Regions from separate parts of the Homo sapiens genome. Here region 2 is linked to region 1. Evidence: chromatin loops called from intact Hi-C (ENCODE). Cell type or tissue: Panc1. All regions are shown on one strand. Links, peaks and the distances in the headings refer to the core of each region. The heading gives the core; the rest is flanking DNA.

Region 1 (17,048 bases), core at 4,798-9,797:
AAGCTAGCGTAGAAGGAACTGAAATAATAACTGTAAAATAGGACCTACGGGAAACTTCTGAGACATAGGCACCCCTCTTGAAGAAGTTCAAATTGAAAGCACTTGGGTGATATAATATCTATGACACAACCTCAAAGGCAGGAGATTATGAGATGCAGGAGATGAAGGATATTTCTAAAGCCAAAATGTAACAACTGGAGTGAAACTGATAAAATGATTTTTCAACTTAGCTTTTCATCCTTCCAAGGCAGAAAAATTGAGCAGCCTGCACTGTGCCGTGTATGGGACTTCCAGATGAGGTTTACTGTATGCTATGCATAGGAATTAAAAATCTGAGAGCACTGGCCGGGTGCAGTGGCTCACGCCTGCAATCCCAGCACTTTGGGAGGCTGAGACGGGCGGATCACGAGGTCAGAAGATCGAGATCATCCTGGCTAACACGGTGAAACCCTGTCTCTGCTAAAAATACAAAAAAAAATTAGCCGGGCGTGGTGGCGGGCGCCTGTAGTCCCAGCTACTCGGGAGGCTGAGGCAGGAGAATGGCGTGAACGCAGGAGGCGGAGCTTGCAGTGAGCCGAGACAGCGCCACTGCACTCCAGCCTGGGCAACAGAGCAAAAAAAAAATCTGATAGCACTTCAGATAAAAAAAAAAAAGGTAGAGAAATACCCTGTGAGCCTTGGTTAAAATATATTTTAAAATATAACATGGTCTTCATCAGTTTCCATAAATTGTCTAGAAATCTAGTTCTATACAATAAAGTTATCTTCCCACAATAATGTATCATCTCACACCTATAAGAATGGCCAGTATCATGACAAAAAACAAATGCTGGCATAGATGTGGAGAAATGGGAACCCTTATACAATGCTGATGAGAATGTAAATTAGTACAGCCATTATGGAAAACAGTGTGGAGGTTCCTCAAAAAACTAGAAGTAGAGCTACCATATGATCCAGCAATCCCATTGAGTTATTTATCCAAAGACAATGAAATCAGTATGTCAGAGATATCTGCACTGTTTATTGTAGCACTACTCACATTAGCCAAGATATAGAATCAATCTATCTGCCCACCAACAGAGGAACAGACAAAGAAAATGTGATATAGATACACAATGAATACTATTCAGCCATTAAAAAAAGAATAAGGGCCAGGTGCGGTGGCTCACACCTGTAATCCCAGCACTTTGGGAGGCCAAGGTGGGTGGATCACGAGGTCAGGAGATGGAGACCATCCTGGCCAACATGGTAAAACCCTGTCTCTACTAAAAACACAAAAATTAGCTGGGCATGGTGGTGTGTGCCTGTAATCCCAGCTGCTCGGGAGGCTGAGGCAGGAGAATTGCCTGAACAGGGAGTCGGAGGTTGCAATGAGCCAATATTGTGTCACTGCACTCCAGCCTGGCGACAGAGTGAGACTTGTCTTGAAAGAAAAGAAAAAAAGGACAGGGAAGGGAAGGGAAGGGAAGGGAAGGGAGGGGAGGGGAGGGGAGGGGAGGGGGGAGGGGAAGGGAGGGGAGAGGGGAAGGGAGAAAAAGAAGGAAGGAAGGAAAGAAAGGAAGGAAGGAAAGGAAGGAAAGAAAGGAAAGAAAAGAAAGAATAAAATCCTGTCCTTTTTGGCTACATGGATAAGCCTGGAGGACATTATATTAAATGAAATAAGCCAGACACAGTAAGACAAATACCACATGATTTCTCCCATATACGGAGTTTAAAAAAGCAGCTCTCACAGATGTACAGGGTAGAATAGTGGTTACCAGAGACTGGCCAAAGACTGGATGGAGAGAGGTTAGTCAATAGGTATAAAAGAACAGATGGATAGGAGGAATAAGTTCTAGTTTTCTGTTGCACAGTACAAGTACAGTGATTACAATTAACAATAATACTACATTGTATATTTTTCACAATAACCAGAAAAGAGGATTTTGAATGTAACATTTTGAATGTACTTGCCAGAAAGAAATGATAAATGTTTGAGGTGATGGATACACTACTACCCTGATTTGATCATTATACAGTGTATACATGTATTGAAACATCATACTGTACCCCACAAATATGAATTGAATATATTGTACATAATCAAATAAAAATAAAACTTAGAAAGTTATTTTTTAAATTATCAACTTGAGAAAAGATTAAATGACACTGCAGGTAAAACGACATAGCAGACATTCAATAAATTGTTAAAAGAGTGGCTAAAATATTTTCATAAAGTTATAATGAAAAGCTGAAAGGACAAACACATAAGGCCTGGAAGAATCTTTGAAGCTTTCACAAAGACTATTTAAAATTATTTTAATTTTTCTAAAAAAAAGGAAGTGTACAATGTACATAGGATTCTCTATTAGATGACACAAGTACTAGGTTTTGGTCTTTTAACAGTTAACTATTTACTCTCTTTAGCATCATTTCCTTTCTTCTGTGTTTCTTATCAGAAAATCTATCCATAGGGTATGGATGGTGATAAGGGATGGTTAACCACCCTATACTTCACTGCATCCCCATTAGGGAGGTGGGTACACCATTCACACCCATCCAATCCAAACATCAGACCCCACTGATTGGACCAGGAATAATCCAAGCTGAACCAATGAAAGAACTTCTTGTGCTTTAACCAGAATTATCAAAAAAGATACTATCTCTGTCTGAGACATAGGTGTTAAGGACATGGAAGTCAAAAGTACCCAAAGCCATTTTCCTCTTACTACAGAAGGCCTACGAATGAAGCCAGTCAGCACAGAGAACAATAGATCTGAGAAACAGGATGAGCTAGTGTTAATGCTTGGACCTCTAGAATAGATCTAGAATGATCCAGCTATGCTGAGAACAGATAAATGCCTAAGTGAGTCAATAAATCCCTATCCTGGCCGGGCGTGGTGGCTGATGCCTGTAATTCTAGCACTCTGGGAGGCCAAGGCGGGTGGATCACCTGAGGTCAGGAGTTCAAGCCTGGCCAACATAGTGAAACCCTGGCCAACATAGTGAAACCCTGTCTCTACTAAAAATACAAATATTAGCCGGGCGTGGTGGCAGGCGCCTGTAGTCCCAGCTACTCAGGAGGCTGCGGCAGGAGAATCGCTTGATCCCATGAGGTGTAAGTTGCAGTGAGCCGAGATCGTGCCACTGCACTCCAGCCTGGGAGACACAGTAAGACTCCGTCTCAAAACAAAACAAAAACAACCACCAAAAAACACCCTCTAATCCCCACTTCCTTACCTTCTTTTTTCTTTCTTTCCTTTGGTTTGGGTTTCTAAAACCCTCCATCATTTTCTCTTGACCCTGTCAGTCTCCTGTCATTCCTTCATGTAGTGCCATTCTCTGCCATTCCTAGTAATTCTGTGGCTCCACTGCAATACTAAAAGATGGTGAATGAATGCCTGATCTGGGGATATTTCAGTCTACTTAATGGTTACTTGACCTTACCACTAAACAAGGTGAGGAAAGATTTATGGATAGAGACTACAGAATCAGTTCTTAAAGAGAACATAACCTCTAATTGTTCAAAAATAGTTGTGATCTCATTATTTAACACTGGTATGCAATTAAGAAAATTAACATTTTCAGAAAGTGCTCTCAGTAAGAAGTCCAATCACAATTAATAAAAATCTATCTTTATAAGCATATTATACCCAAAACCCAACAGGAAGTCCAAAAGCCAAAAGAGAAAGTAGTTCACAATTTCCCAGGTCATATGCCTAAAATTTGCTGAGGAAAATGACAGCATTTGGTATTATTTTAATTCCTATCCTTACAAGTTAAGACTAAAATAAAATAATACAAATAAAAACAAGAACAAGCTTAAGATATGCTAGGCTAAGCTATAATGTCTGGTGGGTATGGCTTATTAAATAAATTTTTGACTTAAAATATTTTCTACATGCAATGGGCTTTTAGAAATATAACCTCACTGTAAGTTAAGGAGCATCTGTACTTTGAAAATAAGTATTTCCTTGGGATACCTTACCTATAGGAATCCATTAACATTTGATTTGGAAATGAAATAGAATGGCGATGTTACTTTAAACCCTTAAGCCAACACCACCAACCTGGGAATACTGTCTCATGTGAATTAATATTGGTCAATATAAAACACGAAGACACAAACCCCTAGGACCTTACATGTTCAAATGATTACTGAATTAGGCCTAGCAATTTCTCCTCTCCAATATTAAGAGTTATAAAAAAATATATTTACACTTTCATCGAAAGAACAAACAGAAAGGGAAGAAATGATTTGCAATTTGAAGGGACTGAGCCCAAATATTTCTTTATCTCTTTATGTGTATGTGATGAAAAAGTTGCTCAACAATTATTTCTTGACATGTCAACAAAAATTTACCAAAGGCTTTGGTTGCAACGAAACTTGATTTACAGACAGTGAAATTTGAATTTCATAGAATTTTCATGTCATGATTTTTTTCCCAGTCATTTAAAAAAGTTAAAGCCCTTCTTAGCTCCAAGGCAGTACAAAAACAGGAGATTGGTTGGATTTGGCCTATGGGGCATAGTTTGCTGACTCCTGTTCTTCACCAAGGCAGCAAATTAGAATCATGTAACAGCTTTAAAAAATTATATGTCTCTCCCACACACCCAGATGCTTAGGCCCTATCTGTAGAAATCAATTTCCTGGCTAGATGAAAGGTGAGGGTGAGGGGGAGTACAATAAAACTATGAGATTTGTTAAATATTCCAGATGATTCTAATGTGTAGCCAGGGCTTAAGACTATAGAATTTAGAATCAAATGGACATTCCATAGCTTCCTAAATTTTGACAAGACACCTATTCTTTCAGATTCTTGGTTTCCGCATCGATACTGTTCAGAACTGGCACATAAGTGCTCAGTATTATCATTCCCTTTCACTGCTGCACTGTACACAGTAACTGCTTAGTACACGTCTGATCAACACAATTCTGCACAAAACATACTCCTCTCCTTTAAATAATTTAAGAAAAATAAGGCAAGAACACATGTAAACCAAAACGCAGAAATGTCTGTAATGAAATAACTATTAACACAATACATTGCTGTTTGCAGAAATGTGACAACCAGCAACAAAAAGAAGAGACTCCAGGATTATATTTTAGAATAGCAGAAAGGGAGTAACAGTGAAAAGATCCTAAGAATAACATACCTGTTTGATAAAAGACCCAAAACACTGAGAGTACTTCCTTCTTCTATTAATTAATTATAGGTCAACTATCACTTGCTGACCAAAGAACAGAGTACTAAGTCTTCCAGCTTCCTCAGCATTTCTGCCTAATGCCTTGGGGTAGGTGAAATGTGCCCCCAAAGTATTGAGAGTCTGCTCAGTTTTAAATGATAAATACTTGACCATTGTGATAGGAAGCTTTCAACAATTAGGGTGAAAAAAAATGGAGAAAAACAGCCACTTCCTCTACCACAAAATTATGTATCGTTTAAGGTATAAAGGTTTGGTTTTCATTAATCAACTTAATGTTGAGTTATAAATTTTTTAAATACTATGTATAATTTTCAGGAAGGTGGCTTAATAAAAAAATATACAAAACAACAGCTTACCTATTAACCAGGAACAAATATAAAACACAAAGTATATCAGATCTCGATAGCAACACCAACAAAATTAAAACATCTAGAAATATATTTAATAAGTAATACGCCAGCTGATATTTAAAAAGCCATGAAGTTTACTGAAAGATATGGAATATCTAAATAATTCATTCTAATGTCTTAAACTTCTAATTGAAAGATGCCAAATTAATATACGTAACTAGTGCAATTCCAATTAAAGCCCCAAAGACGTTTATGGCCAGGCGCGGTGGCTCATGCCTGTAATCTCAATACTTTGGGAGGCTGAGGCGGGTGGATCACTTGAGGTCAGGAGTTCAAGACCAGCCTGGCCAACATGGCAAAACCCTGTCTCTACTAAAAATAGAAAAAATTAGTGGGGTATGGTGGTGCACACCCTGTAGTCCCAACTGCTGGGGAGGCTGACGCAGGAGAATTGCTTGAACCCTGGAGAGATTCAAATGATTGCAGTGAGCCGAGAGAGATCACACCACTGCAATCCAGCCCGGGTGTCCTAGTGAGGCTGTCTCAAAAACCAAACAAACAAACAAAACAAAAAAACCCAAAAGGACGTTTGTAAGTGGTGTAAAAAAAAGTCTAGAGTAATTTAAATATGACTAACAAAGAGAACTTATTCCACCACATAGAACCATAAAGTTCCAGTAATCACAACTATGTAATTAAAACAAAAACAAATCAATGAAAAAAAATCTAGTCTGAGGTCCAGCTAGATAAAAAAATTAATTCATTATACACATATTTATGGAATACTGTTCTAGGATCTGCAATATCGCAACAGAGGAGAAACAAAAATTCCTATTCTCATGGTGCTTATATTCCAATGGAGAGAAAAAATATTGAGTAGAAAATTCAAAATATATTTTATTATTTTAAAAAAAGAAAAGCTGCTACCAACCTAACTCCAATAAACACTTGATATTTAATATCTTTTCTATATATACATTCATAAAATAATGCCCCATCCCACATTTTTTCCCAACAAAAGTGAGATCTTGCTGTTATGTCCTTTCTTCCCAATTCAATATATGATCACACACCATGTCAATAACAAAACAAGTATATGGCAGCTGTCCCATAAAATTCCTATCACCTAGTGATGGTGTAGTCACTGTTATGTTTTAACAATGCATTACTCACAGGTTTGGGGTCATGTTTGTGTAAACAAACCTACCGCACTGCCAGTCATTAAAAGTCTAGCAATACAATTATGCACAGTACATAATACTTGATAATAAACGACTGTTTCTGGTTTATTTATTTACTATACTTTTTATTGTTATTTTAATGTGTACTCCTTCTACTTACTTTTTAAAAAAGTTAACAGTAAAACAGGTCCCTCAGAGGAATTCCAGAAGTCATTTTTACCACAGGAGATGACTGTTCTGTGTGTGTTTTTGTCCCTGAAGACCTTCCAGAGGACAAGATTTGGAGGTGGAAGACAGCGATATTAACGATCCTGATCCTATTAGGCCTAGGCTAATGTGTGCTTCTGTGTATGAGGTTTTAACAAAAATGTTTAAAAAGCAAACAAACAACTAAATTAAAAATCTTTAGAAAAAAGCTTATAGAATAAGGATACAAACAAATTATTTTTGCATAGCTACACAAAGTGTATTTTATGCTGAGTATTATAGGAATCAAAAAGTTTAAAAAGTAAAAAGTTGATACAAATGTTGTAACTGGCATAGTTTAATCTATTATTAAAGAAAAAAGTTAATAAATTTAGTGTAGCCTAAGTGTACAGTGCTTATAAAATTTACAGTAATGTAAATTTTCACATTTACTCAACACTTACTCACTGCCTGACCAGAGCAACTTCTGGTTCTAAAAGCTCCATTCATAGTAAGTGCTCTATACAAGTATACCACTTTTATCTTTTATGCCATATTTTTTACTGCACTTTTTCTATGTTTAGATACACAAATATTTACCACTGTGTTACAAGTTCCTACAGTATTTAGTACAATAACATGCCGTACAAGTTCATACCCTAGGAGCAATAGGATATCATATGGCCTAGGTGTGCATGAGGCTATGCCATCTAGATTTAAGTATACTCCATGATGTTCACACAATGATAAAATCACCTAACTACACATTTCTTGGAATGTATCCCTGTCAGTAAGTGACATATGACTATACTGTAAAAAGTTGCCCATTTTATTCATAGAAAAATGTTGATGTTTAATTCTTATATAGCATTTTATTGTTTGAATGTACCTGAATTAACTACTCCCCTGTTGTTGGCTTTTTGAGCCATTTATACAAAGAAGCTGTGAGCCATTAATCAATGTAATATTAAATTATCAATGTAATATATTAAAATACATGCTGGGCGCGATGGCTCACACCTGTAATCCTAACACTTTGGGAGGCCAAGGAGGGCAGATTGCTTGAGCTCAGGAGTTCGAGACCAGCCTGGCAACACGGTGAAACCCTTTCTCTACTAAAATACAAAAAATTAGCCGGGCATGGTGGCAGGCGCCTATAGTCCCAGCTACTCGAGAGGCTGAGGCAGGAGAACTGCTTGAACCTGGGAGGCAGAGGTTGCAGTGAGCTGAGATTGCGCCACTGCACTTTAGCCCAGGCGACAGAGTGAGACTCTGTCTCAAAAAAAAAAAAAAAAAAGTTCCCTCTTTTTCACATATTATAATTGAACTATCGTGATTGGGTAGAAGTATGCAGAAATATATTTTCTTATATGAATATATTCATATAAGCATTCATGTTTATATTCATATAAAAATTCATATTTTCTTATATCAATATATTTTCTCATCAGATTTTAAAAATCAGGCCAGAAACAGGGGCTCACACCAGTAATCACAGCACTTTGGGAAGGCATGGCAGGAGGATCACTTGAGTTTAAGACCAGTCTGGGCAAAACTGAAATGCTGTCTCTACAGATAAAAACAAGAATAAAAATAAATTAGCTAGGCATGGTGTTGCTTGCCTCAGGAGGCTGAGGTGGGAGAACTACTTGAGCCTAGGAGTTCGAGGCTGCAGTTAGCCACGACTGTGCCACTGCACTCCAGCCTAGGTGACAGAGTGAGACCCTGTCTCAAAAAAAAAAATAAATAAATAAAATCACCTTTATAATTTACAGAACTTTACAATAAATTTTGAAAAATCAAATGCATAAAGTAATTTATAATGTAATATCTACACAATTAAGGTACAGAACATTTTCATGCCTCCAAAGGGTTCCTTCATGCTTTTTCATAATAAAATTTCTTCCATTTAAACCTGGTAACCACTGATCTGATTTGTCATTAGTTTTGTCGTTTATAGAATAGTCATAGGAAAAGATTAATACAGTACATAGTCCACTGTATCTGACTTCAATAACTTAGTATAAAGAATTAGAGGCCGGGCACTGTGGTTCATGCCTGTAATCCCAGCACTTTGAGAGTCCGACGCAGGTGGATCACTTGAGGCCAGGAATTTGAGACTAGCTTGGCTAACATGGCAAAACCCTGTCTCTACTAAAATTCCAAAAATTTAGCTGGGTGTGGTGGTGTGCACCAGTAATCCCAGATACTCAGGAGGCTGAGGCACAAGAATCTCTTGAACCTGGGAGGCAGAGTGAGCTGTGTCGTGCCCCACTGCACTCAGCCTGGGCAACAGAGCAAGACTGTCTCAAAAAAAAGAAAAGAAAAGAGAAAAAGAAAGAAAAAGGAATTAGAGACTCCTCCATGTTGTGGAATGCATCAGTAATTTGTTCCTTTAAATTGATAAATCAACATTTGCTTATCAGTTTACTAGGTGACGAACATTCAGGTTATTTCAAGTTTTTATGCAATTATAAATACAGCTAGTAGGAATATACAGGTTCAAGTCACTTTGTGGACATGTTTTCAGTTCTCTTGGGTAAATACCTGGGAATGGAACTCCTGGGTTGGATGGTAAGGTATATATTTAGAAAAGACTCTTCCAGTCTGTGTAATTCTTCATTATGACTATCAATGTATACAAGTTCTTGTTACTTGACATTCTCCATATATTTGAAATGGTTGATCTTTTCAATTATGACCTATTCTAGTGGACAAGAGCAGTATCTCATTGTGGTTTTAAGTTTCATTTTCCTAATAACTAATGATTTTGATCTTTTCATTAGCTTATATTTGCCATTTGTATATCTCCTTTAGTATATCTATAAATCTTTTGCCCATGTTTACTTGGATTGTTCATCTCATTATTATTGAGTTGTAAGAGTTCTTTGCATATTCTAGACATAAATCCTTCGCAAATATTTTTTCCAGGTCTGTGGCTTGCATTTTCAGCTTATTAAAGTATCCTTTGAAGTCTACATATTTTAAATTTTGATTAAGTCCAAATTTTATATTTTTCTTTTTATAGCTTGTGCCTTTTGTATCAAATATTAAAATATATAACCCAAGGTATTCAGATATCCTGGTTTTTTTTTTTTTTTTTTGAGACGGAGTCTCGCTCTGTCGCCCAGGCTGGAGTGCAGTGCCGCAATCTCGGCTCACTGCAAGCTCCGCCCCCAGGTTCACGCCATTCTCCTGCCTCAGCCTCATGAGTAGCTGGGACTACAGGCGCCCACCACCCAAGCCCAGCTAATTTTTGGATTTTTAGTAGAGACAGGGTTTCACCTTGTTAGCCAGAATGGTCTCGATCTCCTGAGCTCGTGATCCACCCGCCTCGGTGTCTCAAAGTGCTGGGATTACAGGCATGAGCCACCGTGCCTAGCCAATATCCTGTTTTCTTTTAGAATTTTCATATAATTCTTACATTTAAATCTGTAGTATGTCCCAAGTTAATTACTGTATGTTGTGTGATGGAAGAGATATGGTTCATTTTTGGCATATGGCTATAGACTGGTCCAGCACCAATTTGCTGAAAAGCTTGTCCTTTCCCAACTGAAATGTTTGGTATCTTTATGTAAATCTACTAGATTCTTTTCTGTCCCATACATCTACATACTAATCTTCACAATACTATCCTGCGGTTTTAATCATTGTATTCTAGATCCTTTTGCATTTGCAAATACATTTTATAATCAATTTAGAAAATTCAACTTAAGTTTTTTTTAAAGCCTGCTGGAATTTTGACTGATATTGCACTGAATAAATAGATACATCTGGAAAAAATTGCAACCTTAAAAATATAAAGTCTCATCCATGAACATGATATAACTCTCCATTTATTTAGATTCTTTTTCTCTGCATTGCCTTATAGTGTTCACTGCAAAAGTGTTATACATTTTTGCTATGATTACTATTAATATTTCACATTTTTTGATACTGTGAAAATGGCATATTTAAAAATTCAAGTTCCAATTGTTTGTTGCTAGTATACAGAAATATAATTAGTTGTTGAATACTGACCTTGTTTCTTACAAAAAATTTTGCTAAACTTATTAGTGCCAGTAGCTTATTTGAGATTCTCTCCAATTTTCTAACTAGATTTTTATGTCAACTGCAACTAAAGATGATTTAATATTTTTCTTTCCATTTCGTCTGCCTTCAGCTTCTTTTTATTGCCTTATTGCACTGGCAGTACAATGACTTCCAGACAATTGACTTCCAGTACAATGTAGAAATGTATCTGAGAAGGGACTGTCTTGTCTTCTTCCCAGTTTTAAAGTGAGAGCATTCAGTCACTAGTTGCAGGTTTTTTAAAAGGTCCTTGAATTGGATTAAGAAAGTGCCCCTTGTACTCCTAGTTTGCAAGACTTTTGTTTATTGTTTTAATCTATCATGAACAGGTGATAAACTTTGTAAAATGCTTTATCTGCATCTATTGAGGAAAACATTTTTTTCCTGTTAGTCTGTTAATACAGTAAATAATGTTGCTTAATTTTCACGTTAAACCAACCTTTCTTCCTAGAATGAACTTCACTTGATCATGACATATTAATCTTTTAATATATTACATAATTCATTTCCTAATATTTTGTTAATAATTTTTTGTGTCTATATTCATGAAGGATCTAGATCTGTAGCTTTCTGGTAGTATCTTGCCTGGGTTTTGTGTAATAGTAATACAAATCTTATAAAATTAGTTTGGAAGTGTTACCTTATATATTCTGGAAGAGTTTGTAAAGAATTGGTATTATTCCTTCTTTAAAGTGTGATATAATATACTACTAATGCTATCTGGACTTGGATGTTTCTCTACTGGAAGATTTTAATCTAACAATTCACCTTCTTTAATAAGACCATTTAGGTTATCTATTTCTTCTTAATTTTAACTTTCAAGGAATTTGTCCATTTCATCTAAGTTATTGAATTTATTGATTTTCCATAAAATTTAGGATCTGTGTGATGTTCCTCCTTGCATTACTAATGATGGTAATTTATGTCTTCTTTCATTTTATTCCTGATTGGTCTTCAATTCTGTACTTGAATGTTTATAGAATTATTCACAATAGGAATAAAATAATTCAATAATAATCCAGGGATAAAATGAATTATTCTTTCTCTGAATTCCTGATTGGTCTGGCTTAAATGTTCTTCAGCTTTACTGCCAAAACATGGAATGCAGTGAAAGCCCTGCTAAGAGAGAAATGTATAGGTGTAAATGTTTCGCATGAGCTCCACGGATCGCTACACCTGCTCCTTTCCAGTTATTCTTTCTTCAGCCTTGGGTAATTTCTTGTCACACATGCACAGATGAGTATTCGCTCAGACTCTCAAGAGGTTCATTGAGTTTTGTGGAGATTTGTGGATCTCATCACTTCTGTCCTGATGCATCTCACTACTCTCTAGTAATTTTATCCACAAATTCTAGACACCTTGGCCTCCTTGTACTTCAAAATCTATCTCTTCAATGTAGTGTGATGCCACCTGCCCAAGATCTCAGTATGTCTGCCTTCCCTGTACCAAAACTGTCTCTAGGCAATAAGGTGGGAAGAGCTACAGAAGTCACTTTATTTCCCTTCTAAGATTAGTGTCCTATACTGGTTATTATCCAATGTCTATAAACAATTATTTTATTTTGTAGACTGCTTTTCTAGTTTGAAGCAGGAGTGTAAATTCAGTCCCTGGGACTCTGTCATGGCTAGAAGTAGGAGTCTACATTACTCCTATGTTCTTTAAAAATTAAAATACACACATATACACACATGACCTGAATCTTAGGGGAAGAAACACAGACTTCCAATTCCTGGGATAGTTGCCACACTGATTTTAAAAAATTGTACACTTTAAGGCTTTTGGTAACAATTACCAGTACATGGAGCTAATGTCTTTGGATAATTTTTCATTGATCTCTGTATTAAAAATGATTTTGTAAGTTTAACCTGAATTCTTAAGAGTATCTCAAACTCTCGCAAGCGGTATAATCAATTATAAAAAGTTTTTTCCTTTTAAAAAATTAATATACTGTTTGTGACCCCTTTATTAATATTTAAAGACAAAAATCTCCTTTTACCTTAAAAGAATAAAAATAAAAAAGAACCAGAACCTAAGTTTTACATTTTCAGGGTATAAACAAGCATTTGATAAACCTCTGTAATCCTATCACCCAAAGAAGACCACTTCAATTTTTAATAGAACATTGTCTTTTTTAGGCATAAATTTTTTTAAATGAAAAATGGGTGCATGCTGTTTTACTACCTATATTTTCACTTGTTAAATCATAATATTCTATTAAATATTTGTTCAGTCACTGTCAATGGTTATAGACTATACCACAGCAAACAATTCATTACTATTAAACATCTGGGTTGTTTCCAACTCTGTAGTAAAGACCTTACATACACTCTATTATTCCTTAGAACAAATTCCTGTAAGTGAAACGTGACATTATTTTTTGTCATTTTTCTCTTTTACTGTGGTAAAATATATAAAACGTAAGATTTGTCATCTTAACCGTTTTAAAATGTACAACTCAGTATCATTAATTATACTCACAATGTTGTGCAACCATTGTTACTATTTTCAAAACACTTTTATCACCACCAAGGAGAAACTACCCTTTAAGTAACCTCCCCCAACTTCTTTCTCCCACCCAACCCCCAGTAACCTTTCATATATTTCTTTACCTATTAATCTGCCTATTCAAGATATTTCATTTATGTGAGCTCATACAAAATTTGTCCCTTTATGTCAGGCTTACTGCACTTAACACAAAGTTTTCAAGGTTCATCCATGTTGTACCATGTATTAGATTTTCATTACATTTAATGGCTGAGTAACATTCAGTTGTATGTAGATACCACATTATGGTTTTCTATGCATCTTTTAATAGACACGGGTTGTTTCCACCTTTTGGATATTGTGAATAATCCTACTGTAAACATTCAAATACAAGTATCTATTACATTTAAGACTTTTTTTTTTAAACTGTTCCTTGCGTAGCAGGGCTACCTCATAGGCAGTGTGCCCACAGTAGCCACATTTAAGACTTTTGGTAACTATGGCCCAATTGCCTTTCAGCAAGAAAGTCACTAAAACTCATAGCCATATACATACATACATACACACATATATATATGTATACGAATGCTCATTTTATCATGATCTGCCATCTTAACAGATTTAAATGGCACTTAGATTTTTATTAGTAGTGATGGTAAACATTTTCCTTATGTTCCTTCTTCTAGGAACCACTAATTCTTATGCTTGGCCCACATTCCCCACTAGAGCGTTTCTTTACTGGTTTCTTAGACTATTTTATGTAATTAGATTAAGGGTACTTTATACAATTAGACTAAAAGCCCTTTTATTAATCACATAGTTTGTGGGTTTTTTGCTGTTTCCTCTCAATTTTGTTTTTAATGATTGTTCACATTCAAAAGGTGTTCATGCAGATGTAGTTAAGTCCTACCAGTTTCTTGAACATTCTTGTCATATTGGTAACTATAGTTTCTAACTTTTTATGTCATACTTAGGAAGTCCTCTTGAAATATAAAATAATTCACTCACATTTCCTTCTAGTACTTTATAGTTTCATTTAATATTAATAGCAAATTTTAAATTATCTAGAATTTATTTTGATGTATAGTATGGAGCAGAAATGTAACTTTTCTCCAATATCACTTACTAACTAATCCATCCTTTCCCCAAATTAAAAATCTCACCTGTATAATGTACTACACTCTTCTTTATACTTGAAAACACACACACACACACACACACACACACACACACACACACACACACACACTCTGTTATTCTGGTCTGTTTATCCCTTGGCCTGTTCTATGTTATCTTAACTGTTATAAGCTTATCATCAAATTTAATATCTGGCAGGACACGTCACCATTTGTTTTTTTTTTTAATTTTCTATGCCAATCTCCCAGTAATTTTTCAGACAAATATTAAGATCATTATGTCAAGCCATAAAACAATCCCCCAAGGTTATCGATTATTTTGTGGAAAGCTGGCATCTCAATAATGTCTCTTCATCCACTTAAAATGTATGCTCTTCCATCTGATCAACTCTCCCTTACTATCCCTCTGTTCATTTTTATAGTATTTTTCATAAACTCCACACATTTCCTGTTAAGTTTATTCCAAGGTTCTGTTTTTTTTGCTATTGAAAATGAATCTTTATGAATCTTTTATAGAACCTAGCACAATGCCTTACACAGAGCAAACACAACATATTTGAGTAAATGAATAACTACTGGTTTCACATTTACATACTCCACTAGTTTCCATACCTTTAGTTTACAAAAAAAAACTTTTTAAAAAATCCACTAAGATCATTTTTAGTACTCGTATTTCATGTTCCTCCCATTCATTCCCTGTATTTAATCAACAGAGCCATCATTTTTTTCTTTGACTTTTTCTTGAGTTTACTTTCTCTATTCAAATCTTACTCATCTTAATCTAGTTACTATCATGCTCAATTCAGAGAAACCATATTATTGTATATTTAGAAACTGTGCACTCACCAACCAATGCCTCAAATCAAAATTAGATTCCATAGTCTCTGTGGAATTCAATATTGACTATTCCTGCCTTAAAATGTTCCACACTTTGTCTCTACATACTATCCTTGCCTTAAATATTCTTTGCTATTAATATTTTCTCTATTTCCAGTGTTCTACATGATTATCCATAGCCATTGTTTATTCAAATATTTAACCATGGTGATGTCATTTATAATAGCTGCTACATTATGGATCTTTCCCTTTGAAAGGCCATTCTTCTTTCTCCTTTTCTATTCTTACTAACACCATCCTTACTCAGGTCCTTAAATCTCTAATACTATAATCGTTTTCTTATCCCATGTTTCCTCCCACTCTATCCTGCATACCAGTGGATTAATCATGTTACCAGTATTTCTCTAGGCCTGCCCTAAAACTTTTAACAGCTTCTTAAGGCTTAGTGCAAAATTCTTCAAACTGTTCCTCAGGGCAATAAGGGTGCTACTGATGTGCCTCTGTGGCTACACTGGTGGAACCTGGTAAGCTCCACATTCTTCAACCCAAGTTGATTAAGGCAACGCCGCGTTTGTCTCTTTTACACATGGAGGTTATTTAGCAACATTCTGCTTGAAGAGACAACTCTACTACTTGTGTGGGGAAAAAATTTTGGAAAAGTTCAAGAGAACAAAGAAATCCCACTTAGCCAACTTGCATTCGGTCTTCACAAAATTGCCCCCAGAATTCCTTACTTTTGAGCTTTATCACTGTATCTTTCAATCAATTTTGAACAAATCAGACTTCTCTCCTCATTGTTCTTCATATAAAACAATGTTTTATCTCCATACCTTTGCTCACTTCATTATCCCTGCCCACAATACCCTTCTGTCTGCTTATATAAACTATACCTTCACGAGTCTTCCTTATCCCTCAAGGCCCAGCAAAAATGCTAGCCCTACAAGAAATTTTTCATGATTCCAACAGCTCTCAGTAATTTCTCGCTCTTTCAAACTCCCACAGTACTATCTATCAATCACTCACATTTGGCAATATCATGTGATGCCCTTCCTTTTTACTTTTTGAGACGGAGTCTTATTCTGTCACCCAGGCTGAAGCGCAGTGGCACGATCTCAGCTCACTGCAACTTTCGCCTCCCGGGTTCAGGTTATTCTCCTGCCTCAGCCTCCCAAGTAGCTGGGATTACAGACATGCACCACCATACCTGGCTAATTTTTTATATTTTTGGTAGAGATGGGGTTTCACCATGTTGGCCAGGCTGGTCTAGAACTCCTGACCTCAAGTAATCTGCCCGCCTCGGCCTCCCAAAGTGCTGGGATTACAGGCATGAGCCACCACGCCTGGCCGATGCCCTTCCATTTTGACTGACCACCAATCTTAACAGTCTAATCAGAATATAAGATCCCTGAAAACACATGATCACAATATATATCCTACATAGCTTCTCAAACACTGAGCATAGTACTGAACAACAGCTGTCTAACAAGTCTTACTGATTACTTGTACGTATGTTTCATTACTTCCTTACTCAGAAACATAAAGTGATTTACAAGTATTTTCCACATCAAACTCTTTCATCTGGTAATCAACCCTTTCTTTCCTTATTAATACCACAC
Region 2 (17,048 bases), core at 4,550-9,549, 47 kb before region 1:
GAACAAAGTCGCTTTCTCTCTCTCTCTCTTTTTTTTTGGTGGGTACAAGTATGGGGACCACAGGAACAGTTAAATTCATGGCATGGCTGGTCTACCACACAGTCGGGGGAATTCTTTAAATAGAGCCTGTCACTCTCTTGGCCCATCAATGGGATTTCCTTCTCGAACTGCTGATTCGTTCAGGTACACAACAGAGGAAATTTCAGTTAACCTTTGTTTCACCCCAGGGAAAAATCTGTCTGAAAGTATAAAATGAATAGATTAAAAAAAAAAAATAAGCAGCTCAGCCACAGGGCCATTCTCTGAGTGTTCACAGCAGCTTAAGTTAAACAGTAAAAAGGGCAGTGGAATGTTTCATTCCCAATGGAAAATTCAAGCACAATATAGAACTTGGGAATCTAGTTAGTCAGAGTTTATTTTGATGACTAAACCAAACCAACTGTCCTTTCTGTTTTAATAAACTGGAAAATTTCCCTTCTGATAATTTTATAAGAGTCAGAATTGTTTTTCTCTTATATCACCATTATTACTATGATCTAACTGAGGTGCCTATAACAAAACTGCATACTAATTCTTCTCCCCAAAAAAGTGACTCTTAGAAATATTTTCAAATAAAAGTATATTATTAAAGTCATAATAGGAAAACAGGAAAAAGAGGGGTCAAATAAATTAGAGCCCTGTGAAATTCTCCCCTATTATTCTTTTCAAAATAGAAAATTCAAGTAAGAAAGGACAAAAGGAGGAGCCCACTTTTCCATTTTAAAGTTTTCTGTTTTCAAACAATAGGAGTACTTGAAGAGGCTATAGTTAGATGTAGATATGTAAAATCTTGGGGTATGGAGCAAAAATACAGAAAGTTTAATTTACAATTTGTTTTCTCCTGAAACTATGGGAACTTAGATTATATACATTTTTCTACAACAATGAACATAAATTTTAGGATGTGCTGGATAGACATTGACTACCTATCTTTATTTCTCCCAAATTATGTCTGAACTCCATGAAAGAGAAAAGTATTGTGCTGTCAATATTTTTCATACATATTATCCCATTACTATTCTTATCTACTGACTGCAAGCAACTACGCCAACTCAATATAATATCAAGAGCACACACGGGTATAAAAACAACAGAAAAGAAAACAATTGAATTTAATACCATCCTAAGTCTCAACCCAAGAGGAACTATTAGTAGTAGCATGATTGAGTTGCTTCAACACCTTTCTCCCCATCCCACCCCACCCCACATCTCCATCTGGCATTCTACTAATTTGGAGGCTACTCTTGCCTCTGGAACAAATGCCATTTTCATTAAAAAAAAAAAAAAAAAAAAAAGATTCAGGTCTTCTTGACTCTTTTCTTACCCCCTCACTCCCCCCGCCTTTTTTTTAAGCCAGAGCCAGGCTGGAGTGCAGTGGCAAAAACATGGCTCACTGATGCTTCCATGTAGCTGGGGCCACAGGAGCACACAATCACACCCTGCTGATTTTTAAATTTTTTTTGTAAAGATGGGATCTCATTTTGTTGCCCAGGCTGGTCTTGAACTCCTGGGCTCAGGTGATCCTCCTGTCTTGTTTAAACTTTTTTTTTTTTTTTTTTTTTTGAGACAGAGTCTCACTCTGTCTCCCAGGCTGGAATGCAGTGGCAGGATCTTGGCTCACTGCAAGCTCTGCCTCCCAGGTTCATGCCATTTTCCTGCCCCAGCCTCCTGAGTAGCTGGGACTACAGGCACCCACCACCACGCCTGGCTAATTTTTGTGTATTTTTAGTAGAGACGGGGTTTCACTGTGTTAGCCAGGATGGTCTTGATCTCCTTGACCTAGTGATCCGCCTGTCTCGGCCTCCCAAAGTGCTGGGATTACAGGCGTGAGCCACCATGCCCGGCCTTGTTTAAACTTTTAAAAAATCATGGTGAAATATAGAAAACATAATATTTACCATCTTTACCATTCTTAAGTGTACAGTTCAGTGGTATTAAGTACATTCAAATTGTTTTGCAGCCATCACCAGAATTATTTTCATCTGGCAAAACTGAAACTATTAAACAAGTTAATATTTTATTTTTGATAGAAAACATGGAGGGTACATTCTTACTCTACTGACATGGCCTCAAAATCCTGAGACTGGAGCTGATTCTGAAGAAAATGAAAAGCTTATTGCTCAGCTCTCAAAAGGTTTAAGATAGAAGAGAATTAAAAATTGTAAGGAAGTCTGAACTCTGGGACCTTAGGAACCATACGTGGGAGCAGGAATAAAGTGCATGTCTTTATTAAGAAGAAGAATTTAAATGCAGAATATTAACGAGTATTTAGCTGTATTTGCATATTGTAAAAACCAAAGGAGGTCATAATTCAGCTGTTTTATGATAGAGTTCTCAAAAATCCTTAGCCTAGGAAATAAAACCTGCCAGGTAAGTAGGTTGGTTACAGGTGGGGAAGCCATTATTAATGTGTATATGCTGAAGTTAATGTTTACAGACAAGCTTAAGCATTTCCTTCCCTTAGCAACTGCTAGTCCTGAAAAGCATTCCTGTAATACAAAACGCCATACCAAACAGTGTAAGTGCATCTCTCAAAATGAGATTCAAAATGAGATTGATATAGTACAATCACATGTGATAAAATATGTATTTATAGAGACTTGAGGAATATTTTCTTAGTTTATTTTCTGAGAATCTGTTTTGTGTACCAGCTTGACACTATATACGAAGTGGAGACTCATATATGCTATATTTAAAGAAGTTGCACATAAAGAGTTTATAATTCATCTTTTCCTAAATATGGGAGAAAAACTCAAGAGGAAAACACACACAAAACTGAGAGAATTTCACCTCTATGTCACAATCTCTTCTATTTGTGTATTTTTCTCTCTTTTTAATAAAAGAATATTAGAGGGCAGGTGTGGTGGCTCATGCCTGTAATCCCAGCACTGTGGGAGGCCGAGGCAGGAGGATCACTTGAGCCCAGGAGTTTGAGACCAGCCTGGGCAATATAGGGAGACACTGTCTCTACAAATAATTTAAAAATTAGCTGGCCATAGTGATGTACGCCTGTGGTCCCAGCTACTCAGGAGGCTGAAGCAGGAGGGACCTTAGGAACTATACATGGGAGTAGATATTAGCTCTAGTAGATATTAACTCTACTTAGAGTTAGTATCATACAATTTATGAAAAATGTTAAGAAACTTGTAACCATATGACTCTATTTACCTGCCTATCCCAGTCCTTTCTGATATAGTTGCCATATGTATTACATCTACATATAAATCACACATTATTACTTTTTTTTTGCTTTCAACATCATATACATTTGAAACAAATTAAGAGGATAAAAAAAGACCTGAGTCTGGGAGGCCAAGGCTACAGTGAGACATGATTGTGCCTCTACATTCCAACCTGGGTGACAAAGCAAGACTCTGTCTCAAGAAAGAAAGACAAAGAGAAAGAAAGAGAGAGAGAGAGACAGAGAGAAAATCAGAGAATCATCTGTAACAATTAGCTAATCAAGCAGTAACAAAAAAAAGTTTAATGAATTTTTAATTTAGTAGTATATTATTTAATTTCCCAATATTTGGGGACTTTCCAGATTTTTTTTTTTTTGCTATAGATTTCTAATTCTATTGTGATCAGAGAACTTTCCAGATTTTTTGTTATTGATTTCTAATTCTATTATGATCAAAGAACAAAGTCTAAGATTTCAATCTTTTGAAGCTTATTTTATGGTCCACCATATATATGGTCTATCTTGCTGAATGTATACTGGAAAAGAATGCATATTCTATAATTATTGGATTTTGTGTTCTATAAATGCCAATTATGTCAAGGTGGGTGGTATTACATACAGTATTACTCTGATCTTCTATGTCCTTACTGGTAGTTTTAATCTACTACTTCTGTCAATTATTGAGACAGGTATTCAAACTTCCAATTATGGTTGTGGACTTCTCTATGATGAGGAGATCCTTTAATCCCGTCAAATTTTGTTTTTATCTATTTTGAAGGTCTGATTCCAGTACCTTCGTTGTTTACTTGACCCTTTTATCTTTCTGAAACATCCCTTTTTTTTTTTGAGACGGAGTCTCGCACTGTTGCCCAGGCTAGAGTGCAGTAGTGGGATCTTAGCTCACTGCAAGCTCCGCCTCCCGGGTTCGCGCCATTCTCCTGCCTCAGCCTCCTAAGTAGTGCCTGACGCCAGGACCGGCTAATTTTTTGTATTTTTAGTAGAGACAGGGTTTCACTGTGTTAGCCAGGATGGCCTCGATCTCCTGACCTCGTGATCCGCCCGCCTCGGCCTCCCAAAGTGCTGGGATTACAGGCTTAAGCCACCGCACCCGGTGGGAAACATCCTTGTTTACCTCTGTTACTACTATTCCTAGTCTCAAAGTTTACTTACCTGATTAATATGACTACTCCAGCTTTCACATGCTTATTTTTAGCCTTTTAATTGGAGTGTTCTGTATATACACAATTCATGTAATTATGTTTTTCTAATATATATATATATATTTTAATTTATAGAGATAAGGTCTTGCTATGTTGCCTGGGCTTGTCTCAAACTCTTGGGCTTAAAGGATCCTCCTGCCTTGGCCTCCCAAAGTGCTAGGATTACAGGCATAAGCCACTGGACCTGGCCAGATGTAATTATCAATATGTCCACATTTAGATCTTTCAATTACTGCTTTTTATTACTCTGTCCGTCCTTTCGTCCTTTGGAGTAATTTAATATTTTTAAGATTCCAATATAATTTCTCTATTGCATTTTAGGTTTATGTCCTTATGTTTTTTTGTCTTTTTTTTTTAAGTGTCTGTTCTAAGAACTGAAATATACCTTTACATTTTCAGATATTAACATTTCAGAGTTAATATCATACAATTTATGAAAAATGTAAAAAACTTGTCACCAAATGATTCTATTTACCTGCCCATCCCAGTCCTTTCTGATATAGTTGCCATATGTATTATATCTACATATAAATCACCCAATGTTACTTTTTTTTTTTTGCTTTCAACATCATATACATTTGAAACAAATAAAGAGGATAAAATAAGACAAGTTTTCCCTTCATTCCTTTTTGAAAACAGGAGTTTGACTTGGTATATCATTTCCCTTCATCCCAAAGAATTTACTTCAGCATTTCTACTAGTGGAGGGTAGCTGGCAACAAATTCTTTCTCTTTTAAATTTAATTTTTTTAATAGAGACAGGGTTTCAGGCAGGTTGGTCTCAAAACTCCTGGCTTCAAGTGATCCACCTGCCGTGTGGCCTCCCAAAATGCTGGGATTACAGGTGTGAGCTACCGCATCTGGTCCTTTCTCACTTTTAAAATCTAAAATAATCTTCATGTGGCATTCATTCCTGTGGGATATTTCTGCCGGATGTAGAATTCTTGATTCCCAGCTTTCCCCAAAGCTCTCCTTCCCTAAGCACTTTAAAGATGGTGTTCTACTGCATTTGGCCTCCATTGTTTCTAATAAGTCAACTCTCAGTTTTATTATTATTCCTTTCTGTTACTATTTATAAGATTTTTATTGTTATCATTAGTTTTCATCAATTTGGCTATGAATCTCTTCAATATGTACAATTACATCTTTCACTAAATGTGGGGAATTCTCTCCCATTATCTCTTTAAATATATTTTTGGCCCCAGTTTCCTTCTCTTCTTCTGGGACTCCAATGACACATATTAGGTCTTAATATTGTTCAATGAGTCACTGGGGCACTGCTCTTTTGAATTTATTTTTAAAGTTTTCTTTCTGTTTTTCAGATTGAGTGATTTGGATCTTCAAGTTCACTGATATTTTCAATCTGTTATTAAGGTCACACAGTGAATTTTTATTACAGATATTACATTTTTCAGTTCTAAAATTTCCATTTAGTTCTCTTTTATAGTTTTATTTCTCCAGCAAGTTTCATATTTATTTTATTGTATGCCATTTTATATCCTTGAGCATAGTCATAACTAATAACAGCTTTAAAATCCTTGTCAGTCAGTTGTGTTGGCACCCACCTACAGTCCGAGCTACTTGGCAGGCTGAAGTGAAAGGACCACCAGAGTCTAGGAGCTCGAGGCTGCAGTGAGTTAAGATTATGCCTGTAAATGGTCACTGCACTCCAGCCTGGGTGACACAGTGAGACTCCTGCCTCAAAACAAAACAAAACAAAACAAAACAAAACACACACACACACACACACACAAACAAAAAAACTTTTTTTTTTTGATTTTCTAATTACTATATCTGGGTCATCCCATAGTGTCCCTTGGTTGCCTTTTCTTGAGTATACATCAAAGTTTCCAGTTTCTTTTTATTTATATCTGGTAATTTTGGATTGTATTCTACATCTTGTGAATGATACTTTTTAGAGGCTATGGATTCCATTATGTTCCTCTGAAGAATGTTCACGTTTTGTTCAAGGATCAAATATTTGACAATCATTTATATGCAGAACTTGGGATGTCCCTCTGAGAATTTCCCTTCACTTTCCAGGTGCTATAGTAGCCTCTATTTTCTGATTCCCCAAATCAGTAAGAATTGGGATTTCCGAGTTCTAATCACCCCCATGGTGTAGCCATTAGTAACTGCCCTCAAGCATAAAATACTAAAACTAAAGTCATCAAATGCTTTTTCTTTATTCTAAATGTTGACTTCCTGTGAGTTTCTGCCCACTTTGGTTTGGTCTCCAGTGCCTTCAGATAGTTTATTTTATTATTTTATTTTATTTATTTTATTTCAGAGATGGGGGGGTCTCACTATGTTGCCCAGGCTGGTCTTGAACTCCTGGCCTCAAGCAATCTTCCTGTCTGAACAGCCCTAAATGCTGGGATAATACGCATGAGCCATCCAGGTCTGGCCAGATTATGTTTTGAAGCATTAAAGTGTGCTTTCAATTATGTGTGTGTATATAAACATTTAGATTTTATGTACTAAATATTTATAGTATAAGCTTCATCCAGAGTAGAATTACCTGTGGGAAAATTGGTACATTATGAACAATTCCGCCATTACCAGTAGCAGAACTTTGAAATTTTTTGGCATGGTGTTATAATTAAAATCTTTTTTACAAAATCTTCCACTCTTCATTCTTAGCTCCATTCACACAAAGAATGAGTCTATACTTGGTGCATAGTAAGCATAGTAAGAGATGTCCTACAAATTATTGTTGAATGATGAAATATGGGAAAATGAAAATCATCAATAGGCACTAAATGTTCCTAGGAGAGAGAAGGTACTTTGGGCTGGAGTGATTAGCAATTTTTCACTATTTAATAAACCTTGTTTTCTCTTGGAGGCAAAGAGAACTACTCTTGGTTTAAAATATGATGCATGTAGAAGGGTTAGACTATTTTTTATTATCTCTTCTCATTTCCTGGATAAGATACTCCAGTCATGAGTTTTATTATACAAGGATCCCATATTCAGTGTAAATCCTCTACATCAGAGAAAATATTACATTTTAGTTCTCTGGGCAAATTAATTATGATTTACTATTTTAGGCAATCTTCTAAATTCCTAGGATAATTATATGAGATTCTAATTTCCAAAACATTCATTTGCAAATAGCTCATGAATACTACCCAATTTCCCAAAAGACAGTATGAAAATGAGCACCCTAAATGATGAGGAAGGCAATTAACATCTATTGAGGGACTGCTAGGTAAAAAGCTCTATAATAAGTGCTTTATCTTATTTAATCTTCTCAATTACCCAATGACATGGATATTATTACCACCTATTTACAGATAAGTAAACTGAAGCTCGAAGCTGGCCATGGTCACATAGTAGGTAAGTAATGATTGAGCATGAATTCAAATTTGATAACTTTTGACTACATTGAAATAAAGTACTTCTGTTCATCAAGAAACAAAATAAAACAAAAAAACACCATTAAGAGAGTGAAAAGGCAAGCCACAATGTGGAAGGAGATATCTGTCCAACATATAAAGAACGCATGTCTAGAATACATAAATAACCCCTTCAAGTTATTAAGCCAAAGAAGTAGAAACTCCAGCACGACTTAAATAGGTCATTCACAAAAGAGGATATCTAAGTGATCAATAAACACATGAAAGGTATTTGACTTCATTTAGTCATCTGGTAAATGCATACTAAAGCCAAAATAAAATACTACTATCCCCCTACCAAAACAGAATTAAGAATACTAACAATATCATGTGTTCGCAAGGATGCAGACAATGGGAACTCTCATACATTGTTGGTTATAATGTAAATTGATAAAACTACTTTGAAAAAAGAGTTTGCCAGCTGGGCACAGTGGCTCACGCCTGTAATCCCAGCACTTTGGGAGGCTGAGGCAGGCGGATCACCTGAGGTCAGGAGTTCAAGACCAGCTTTGGCCAACATGGTGAAACTCCGTGTCTACTAAAAATAAAAATAAAAAAAATTAGCCAGGCATGGTGGTGGGTGCCTGTAATCTCAGCTACTTGGGACGCTGAGACAGGAGAATCGCTTGAACCTGGGAGGCGGAGGTTACAGTGAGCTGAGATCACGCCATTGCAATCCAGCCTGGGTGACAAGAGTGAAACTCCGTTTCAAAAAACAAAAAAAGAAAAGAAAAAAGAGTCTGCCATTCCATGTTAAAGTGGAAGATAAACATACCATAGGGAAAAACAATTCTACTCCTACATGTATTACCTGAAATTAACCCAAAACATGCATATTAAGAGAAACACTGGTTAACAATAGCCAAAATGCTCACTTAGAGCAGAGTGAATAAACTCTGGTATAGTCACAAAATAAAATATCCCACATCAACTAAAAAACAAAAAAATGAACCACAGCTTTATAATGTTTTATTAAGGAAGCCTGATGTATACAAAATTATATCTCCTGGATGCATCCATGAATATAAAGCTCAAAAAAAAAAAAAAAAAAGGAAAACTAGACAATATAGATTAGGAGAAGTTATCAGTGACAAAACTACAAAGAAAATCAAGGAAGTACTGCCACAAAAGTCAGGATAAGGCCCAACTGTTGGGAGAAGGAGAAGGTTACTGCAAGGGTGCAACATCCTGAGAGCATGGGTTTCACTATGCTGGTAATATCTTGTATTTTGAGTATGTGATGATTACATGAATTGTTGCTATGTAACTATTTATCAAAGTAAATGTTAAATTTGAGAAGAACATGCTAGAAAGACTTGCCAGGCAGATATCAATAATTAGTATAAAGCTCTAATTTTTAAGACAGTGTGATCTAAGTACATGAACAGTCAATCACGTAGCCCAACGACCTGCATGCATAAACTTGATACACCATATAGGTGTCACTATAAACAAAGGAAACAATTTATTCAATAAATGGTGCTGGGACAATGGGATAAAACAAAATTGGTATTCATCTCTCACTATATAAAAAAAAAACAAAGTAGATTACATTCCTAAATATGGAAAGCAAGATTTTAACAATCATATGAGAAAATACAGCAAATATTTTTAAAACTCAGATATGGGAAAGAATTTAAAAGATACAGACCATAAAGGAAAAGATTGAGTAAATAACTACATTAACATTAAAAACTTTTAAACAGGAAGAGGAACCATTAAGAAATTAGAGGCTGGGCATGGTGGCTCATGCCTGTAATCCCAACACTTTGGGAGGCTGAGGCAGGCAGATCACTTGAGGTCAGGAGTTCAAGACCAGCCTGGCCAACATAGTGAAACCCCATCTCTACTAAATTACAAAAATTAGCCGGGCATGGTGGCACGCACCTGTGACTCCAGCTACTTAGGAGGCTGAGGCAGGAGAATCACTTAAACCTGGGAGGTGGAGGCTGCAGTGGGCCAAGATCACACCACTGTGCTCCTGCCTGAGCAACAGAGCAAGACTCCATCTCAAAAAAAAAAAAAAAAAAAAAAAAAAGAAATTAGATATGGTAATTTTCATAAAATTATATCACTATACACTCATGAAAGCCAAGCATAATATATGTGCTCTAATCTCAAATGGTTCAGAATTGTGTGTATATGCATATTCAAATATACACATACATATACATGAAGAGTGAGCAAGCACACAAATGATTATAAAGCTAATGGAGTAAAATGTAAATAATAAGTGACTGGATAAAGGCTACACAGGTATGCCAATTTCTCATTTGTCCTGATGAAAAATGCACTGGCAGCAAGCTGTATTTGTTTTTTTCTAAACAGAAAATGGGTTAAGAGTACCATTTTTATTTTTGCAACTTTTTAAAATTTGAAATTATTTCCAATAAAAAGTGTTCTGGTTTTTTAGAAGACATCACTAAGAAAACTTAAAGGACAAGCCACAGGTTGGGAGGAAATATTGGTAATGCATATGACCAACAAAGTGTTCATATCTGGAACATATAAAAAAAATTCCCACATATCTCTGAGAAAAAAAACACATAGGGAATATGGGCAAAAAATATGAACAGGCAATCAACAGAAAAATATGCAAGATTCAATAAACATTTGAAACTGTGTTCAGCCTGACTAGTAATCAGAGAAACAGCAATATAAATAGTGAGATATGAATGCAAAACAAAATTTTAACACCACCAAATATTGACCAGGAGGTAAGAATTCATATAATAATTCCTGCAGGATACTTTGCCAAGTCCAGTACAGTTGATGATTACCCTTGCTGAGGAGATCTAATAATTCTACTCCAAGCTATACACTCTAAGAGTAGGTGTCAGGACACCCTTTCTTTTTCTTTTCTTTTCGAGACGGAGTCTCGCTCTGTTGCCCAGGCTGGAGTGCAGTGGCGCGATCTCAGCTCACTGCAAGCTCCACCTCCCAGGTTCACGCCATTCTCCTGCCTCGGCCTCCTGAGTAGCTGGGACTACAGGCACCCGCCACCATGCCTGGCTAATTTTTTGTATTTTTAGTAGAGACAGGGTTTCACTGTGTTAGCCAGGATGGTCTCAATCTCCTGACCTTGTGATCTGCCCACCTCGGCCTCCCAAAGTGCTGGGATTACAGGTGTGAGCCACCGCGCCCAGCCAGGACACTTTTTCTTAAAGGGCCATGTAGTAAATATTTTAGGCTTGTGTGCCATAATGTCTCTGTTGCCAACTACACAACTCTACCATTATGGGCCGAAAACAGCCACAGACAATATATACACAAATGAGAATAACTGTTTAAAAGTTTTATTTATAAAAACAGAGGCAGTTGGCCTGTGGGCCAGTTTGCCAACCCCTGCTCTACTGAAACTCTCATATACATGCACCAAGAGATATGCACAAGAATATCCTTAGCAGCTTTGTTTATAACTGCAAAAAACTTCCAAAAATTTAAATGTCCATCAGTAAGAGAACGAATACATTGGTGGTGCAATCATACAATAGAATACTATACAGTAGTTAAAAAAGGAATGAATTACAGCTACACATATCAGTATAAAGGAAACCCTATGGGATGCAGAGTGCAGATAAGTTTAGAAGAATACGTACGGAATAGTGCTAATTAAGTCTGCAAATGTGCAAAATAATATTATACATACATGAATATACAGTAAAAGTATGAAGAACACGAGAGGGAAGACAAACTATACCGTTAAGAGAAGAGAAAAAATAAAAAGCAAAGAAGTGATTGATTTCCATAAATATTAGGGTGATGAATATTCACATATATATGAAAGAGGGGAGGAATGAAGTATGTGGTGGAGAAGGGATGTGCGTCAGCAGTACTGCCCAGGTCCTTTCTTTCTTTTTTTTTTTTTTTTTTTTTTTACCACACAGCTTTGAAACATGTAAAGGGTCCTATTTCTTGACCCGGGTGATGGTTACATAGGTGTTCAATTTATAATTTTTCTTACACGTTTTATGTATGTATTTTATACCAATTCCCCAACTCATAGGAATAATAAACATTAAATTCAACACACTTTACAGGGTAAGAGAAAGTTAACGTGAATGAGAAAAGATTAAAGAGCCAATTTATTGGCTACACAAAAAGATAAATCCCATTTACTGGTCAAATCACCAGGCCCAGCAGATATTTATGAAAGTAAAGGGATTATTCATGGAAATAAACTTTAATATTTCTGTTTCTTCTCCAGATCTTCTGATACAAAAAGGTATAGTAGATAAAATCATTAATGACACTTCCCCTCTGTATAATGTCTGTGTGTGTTCTTACTCATTCACTATTTTGGAAAACTTCAAACATATGAAAGTTGAAAAAATAGTATAATAAACTCCCAAAGTTCCAGCTTTAACAATTCTTAATTCACAGCCAATCTTATTTCATCTGTATCCCTACCCACTTACCCTTGTCCTCTACTGAACTATTGTTAAGCAAAACATTTTATCTGCAAAAATTTCAGCATGCTATGTCTAAAAGATAAATAATGGCCGGGCGCAGTGACTCACGCATATAATCCCAGCAATTTGGGAGGCTGAGGCGGGCAGATCACTTGGGGTCAGGAGTTTGAGACCAGCCTGGCCAACATGGTGAAACCTCGACTCTCCTAAAAATACAAAAATTAGCCAGGCATGTTGGCGCACCCCCACAGTCCCAGCTACTCAGGAGGCTGAGACATGAGAATTGCTTGAACCTGGAGGGCGGAGGTTGCAGTGAGCCGAGATTGTGCCACTGCACTCTAGCCTGGGCAACAGTGCAAGACTATGTCTCAACAAACAAACAAACAAATGATAAATAAGGACTCTTTTAAATGTAACCATAATACAATATCATATATTTAAAAACCAACAATAACTAATCAGATGTTCATCAGTGTTCAAATTTCTATAATTACCTGATAAATATATATGCTTTATAAGATCCCAAAAAGGTCCATTGTAATAAACTAAGTCCCTGAATCTGTAGTTTCCCCCTTCCATATTTCTTCCCTTCAGTCCACCTCCCTCTTTTCCATGCAATTATTTGTTAAAGAAATGAAGTGATATCCTGTAGAGTTTAACACATTCTGGATTTTGCTGATTGTATTTTCATGAGATAGTCTTTATATTTCCTATAAACTTGTAGTTGGATCTAGAAGCCTGATTATATGTAGATTAGATCATTTTTTAAATTTTGGAAAGAATACTTCTAGGTAAGCACTGTGTTCTCTGAAGTGGCACAATGTCAGGTGTCTCTTTTTGTCAAATAAGCAGCCATCGATAATTCTTTAAATCCATTATTTCATTAGGAGTTGCAAAATGTGGTGTTCAAACTATTCCTTTTTCATTTGTTGGCACCAATACTTCTCTCTAAAGGAAAACCTCCCCCTCATTCGGGTAACCAAACATTCTTTTTTTAGGTACCCTGAGGTAGAGTTCATATAATTGACACTATATATCAAGGGTTTCTTTTAAGAATTTGAGTTATACAGAAAGAGTCATCTCTGTTTCTTCAGAATGAACAGAAATGAAAGTAATGGCTCCTCCTCTTCTACTACTATTTTTTTTTTTTATTATTGCTGGAAACTACTTTCAATGATGGCCTCTTTAAAGAGGAGATTGTGGGAAAAGAAAAATTCTTATTTTGAAACATTAAAATTCCCTAGGAGGTCTTTTTCTTTTCTTTTTTTTTTTTTTGAGACAAAGTTTCGCTCTTGTTGCCCAGGCTGGAGTGCAGTGACGCGATCTTGGCTCACTGCAACCTCCACCTCCCAGGTTCAAGCGATTCTCCTGCCTCAGCCTCCCAAGTAGTTGGGATTACAGAAATGTGCCCAGCTAATTTTGTATTTTTAGTAGAGACAGGGTTTCACCATGTTGGCCAGGCTGGTTTTGAACCCCGGACTTCAGGTGATCCACCTGCCTCAGCCTCCCAAAGTGCTGTGATTACAGGCATGAGCCACCGCGCCCAGCCTCCTAGGAGGTCTTTTCAATGCTAAGACTTTATGTGTATGTAGTGTATCTGAGTCTTTTCACACGAAAATGCCAAGAACTTGACTCTGATAATATGTAGACATTCAGTATTGGGATATCTCAAGGCCCAATCCTAAGCTTGCTTTTCTATACCAGCACTGCCCAACAGAAATGTAATGCAAGCCACTAATGTGAGATTGGTAATTTTAAATTTTCTAGTAGTCACGTTAAACAAGTAAAATTAATTTTAATAATATATTTTATGTAGCACAATATAGCTAAAATATTTTAACATGTAATCAATGTAAAATATTATTAATAACATGCTTTACAGCCTTTTTTCAGTCTTTAGACTATAACACATCTCAATTCAGACCAGATACACACATAGCTAATGGCTACCAAATAAAACAACAAAGCCCTCTATTTTCCTCAGATAACTGAAACCCTAAGTTAGCCTGCCTATCTATGCTTGTGATTCACAGATATAAAACTCTTGACCTGACCACTCAAATTCAACTGGCCTAGGTGCCTCAAATGCACTTCCTAAAACTGGTCCCTTCTGAGTATTTCCTTAGCATACGCAGGGCACAATCAGAAATCTAGGAGTTGTTTTTCTCTTCCTCATCTCCCATAAATAGTTCCATACCAAGTTCTGTTGATTTTACTTTAAAAAATTATAATTCAGTTATAATCTTTCTTCACTGTCACCTCACTAACCTAAGATAACAACATTATCATATCATGCCTAGAACTTCTTTTGTTTTTTTTTTTTTTTTTTTTTTTTTTTTGAGACAGAGTCTCACTCTGTTGCTCAGGTTGGAATGCAGTGGTACAATCATGGCTTACTGCAGTCTCGATCTCCCCAGTTCAAGCGATCCTCCTGCCTCAGCCTCCCTGGTAGCTGGGACTATAGGCACGCACTGCAACACTCAGTTAATTTTTAAAATTTTTAGTAGAGATGAGATCTCACTACGTTGCCCAGGCTAAACTCCTGGGCTCAAGTGATCCTCCTGCCTCAGCCTCCCAGTAGCCTCTTAACTGGTATTTCTGCAGGTACTACAGGCCCTCTCACCATTCTCTTTTCTGAAGCATAGCTATCTTTTAACAATGGAAATCTGCTCCTATAACCCCTGCTTCATATACTTCATTAGCAACTGCTCTAAAAATAACGTTCAAAACCTTAACATGGCCTACAATGCCTGAAATTTCTGATCTTTACTTACTCTTCCAGCCTCATCTTGCCCTACATGCTCTCTCTCACACTCTTTCAAGCCACAATGGCCTACCTTCAGGACAGCAAGCAAATAATTCATCCCTTCTAGTAGATAGGGTGCACATGTTATTTCCTTGGATCAAAACACTCTTTGCCTCACCATTTCGACTAGTTAATTCTTTTGGATTTCAGCTTAAACGTCACCATAAAAGCCTTCCTTGGCCTCCATACTACGTTAGAATATTATACACTCTCATACTACTGTTTTATCTTTCCCTTATAGCAGTCTGGGTCACTTCTTATCCCTAACATAGCATACAGTAGTATTCAATACATTTGTTGAAAGACCACATGAATAGAGTAGTGAAGGTGATGGCACCCTATTCAGAATTAAATGCCAGAATTGACAACAATAAAGTTTCACAGCTGAGAACAGCATTAGCCCCTCGGAAAGAGTAGAAATTTTGCGGCCGGGCGCGGTGGCTCACGCCTGTAATCCCAGCACTTTGGGAGGCCGAGGTGGGCGGATCACAAGTTCAGGAGATCGAGACCATCCTGGCTAACACGGTGAAACCCCGTCTCTACTAAAAATACAAAAAATTAGCTGGGCATGGTGGCGGGCGCCTGTAGTCCCAGCTACTTGGGAGGCTGAGGCAGGAGAATGGTGTGAACTTGGGATGTGGAGCTTGAAGTGAGCCCAGATCGCGCCACTGCACTCCAGCCTGGGCAACAGAGCGAGACTCTGTCTCAAAAAAAAAAATAGAAATTTTGCTTATTTTTTTTTTTTTCTGTGAGGACAGGGCTCAAGAGTACATTCATGACTTTTGAAGTTTACTACTTTGTTTCTTTGCAAATAAACACCTGATAGGTCTGGAACTTCTGCAAACCTTATTGGCCAGGTAGAGAAATCTGGTAGTGAGTAAAATCTAATTATCTTATAATAGTAGTTGGTTTTGAGAGCACATTAGAGATACCAAGAGCTTTCACAAAAAATTCACACAGAATTTGTTTTGTATTAGGCTCTGTGTTAAGCACTGTGGGGAACAAAAAATCTGAAACACAGTCCCTGCTCTGAGGAACTTCCAATCAAGTTAGTGATGGTACTTGAATGGCATTATAAGAAATGCTAATAGGGCTTAGAGAAAGAGAATCTTGGGTTGATGTGATCACAGAGGAAATCTTCAACTTCAAGAAAATGCAGGCTGGGCCCAATGGCTCACACCTGTAATCTCAGGTCAAGGTGAGAGGATCCCTCGAGCCCAGGAGTTCAAGACCAGGCTGGGCAACATGGTGCGACCCTGTCTCTATAAAAAATGAAAAAATTAGGCCGGGCGCGGTGGCTCACGCCTGTAATCTCAGCACTCTGGGAGGCCGAGGCGGGTGGATCACAAGGTCAGGAGATCGAGACCATCCTGGCTAACACGGTGAAACCCCATCTCTACTAAAAATACAAAAAATTAGCCAGGCGTGGTGGCAGGCACCTGTAGTCCCAGCTACTCGGGAGGCTGAGGCAGGAGACTGGCGTGAAGCTGGGAGGCGGAGCTTGCAGTGAGCCGAGATCATGCCACGGCACTCCAGCCTGGGTGACAGAGCGAGACTCTGTCTCAAAAAAAAAAAAAAAAAAAAAGAAAAAATTAGCCGTGCATGGTAGTCCCAGCTACCCAGGAGGCTGAGGTGGGAGGATCACTTGAGCTTGGGAGGTCGAGGTCGAGGCTGAAGTGAGCTGTGATCATGCCACTTCATTCCAGGCTAAGAGACAGAGCAAGGCCCTGTTCTTCTCCCCTGTCTCCCCCCCACCACCAAATGGGAGACAGAGATGCAATTTCATTAATAGAAATCATAAATATAAAAAGAGAAGAACACTTTCAGCAAGAGGGAATGCTAAATACAAGCGACAGAGAATTCTGTTCTAGGGCTGAGTATACTGTTTTGGCTAGTAAACTAAGAAGATTCATCTCACCTTAATCCTTAGTTCTGTCTCTAAGGATCAAAACAGGTCATCAGAATAGAGAATCAAAGACTTTTTATATTATAC

Evidence for each region. Peaks named below come from ENCODE experiments on the same cell type or tissue, not always from the same donor. Only the 100,000 strongest peaks of a DNase experiment are listed, where the experiment ranks them.
Region 2: a loop joins it to region 1, with 5 times the contacts of the local background. A loop is called at or near these places in 5 of 110 quality-filtered maps.

What each region holds. Positions count from the first base shown.
Region 1 is chr9:37,219,989-37,237,036 of GRCh38, reverse strand. The region is part of intron 2 of ZCCHC7 (zinc finger CCHC-type containing 7); the gene reads right to left. Among named protein-coding and RNA genes, the nearest start is that of ZCCHC7, 110 kb to the right of the region's middle. RefSeq lists an enhancer at 10,334-10,835. In Panc1, for the core only: no CTCF peak of the experiment used is centred there; a DNase peak (open chromatin) is centred at 6,706.
Region 2 is chr9:37,267,159-37,284,206 of GRCh38, reverse strand. All of the region lies in intron 2 of ZCCHC7 (zinc finger CCHC-type containing 7), which reads right to left. Among named protein-coding and RNA genes, the nearest start is that of LINC01627, 120 kb to the left of the region's middle. In Panc1, for the core only: no CTCF peak of the experiment used is centred there; no DNase peak of the experiment used is centred there.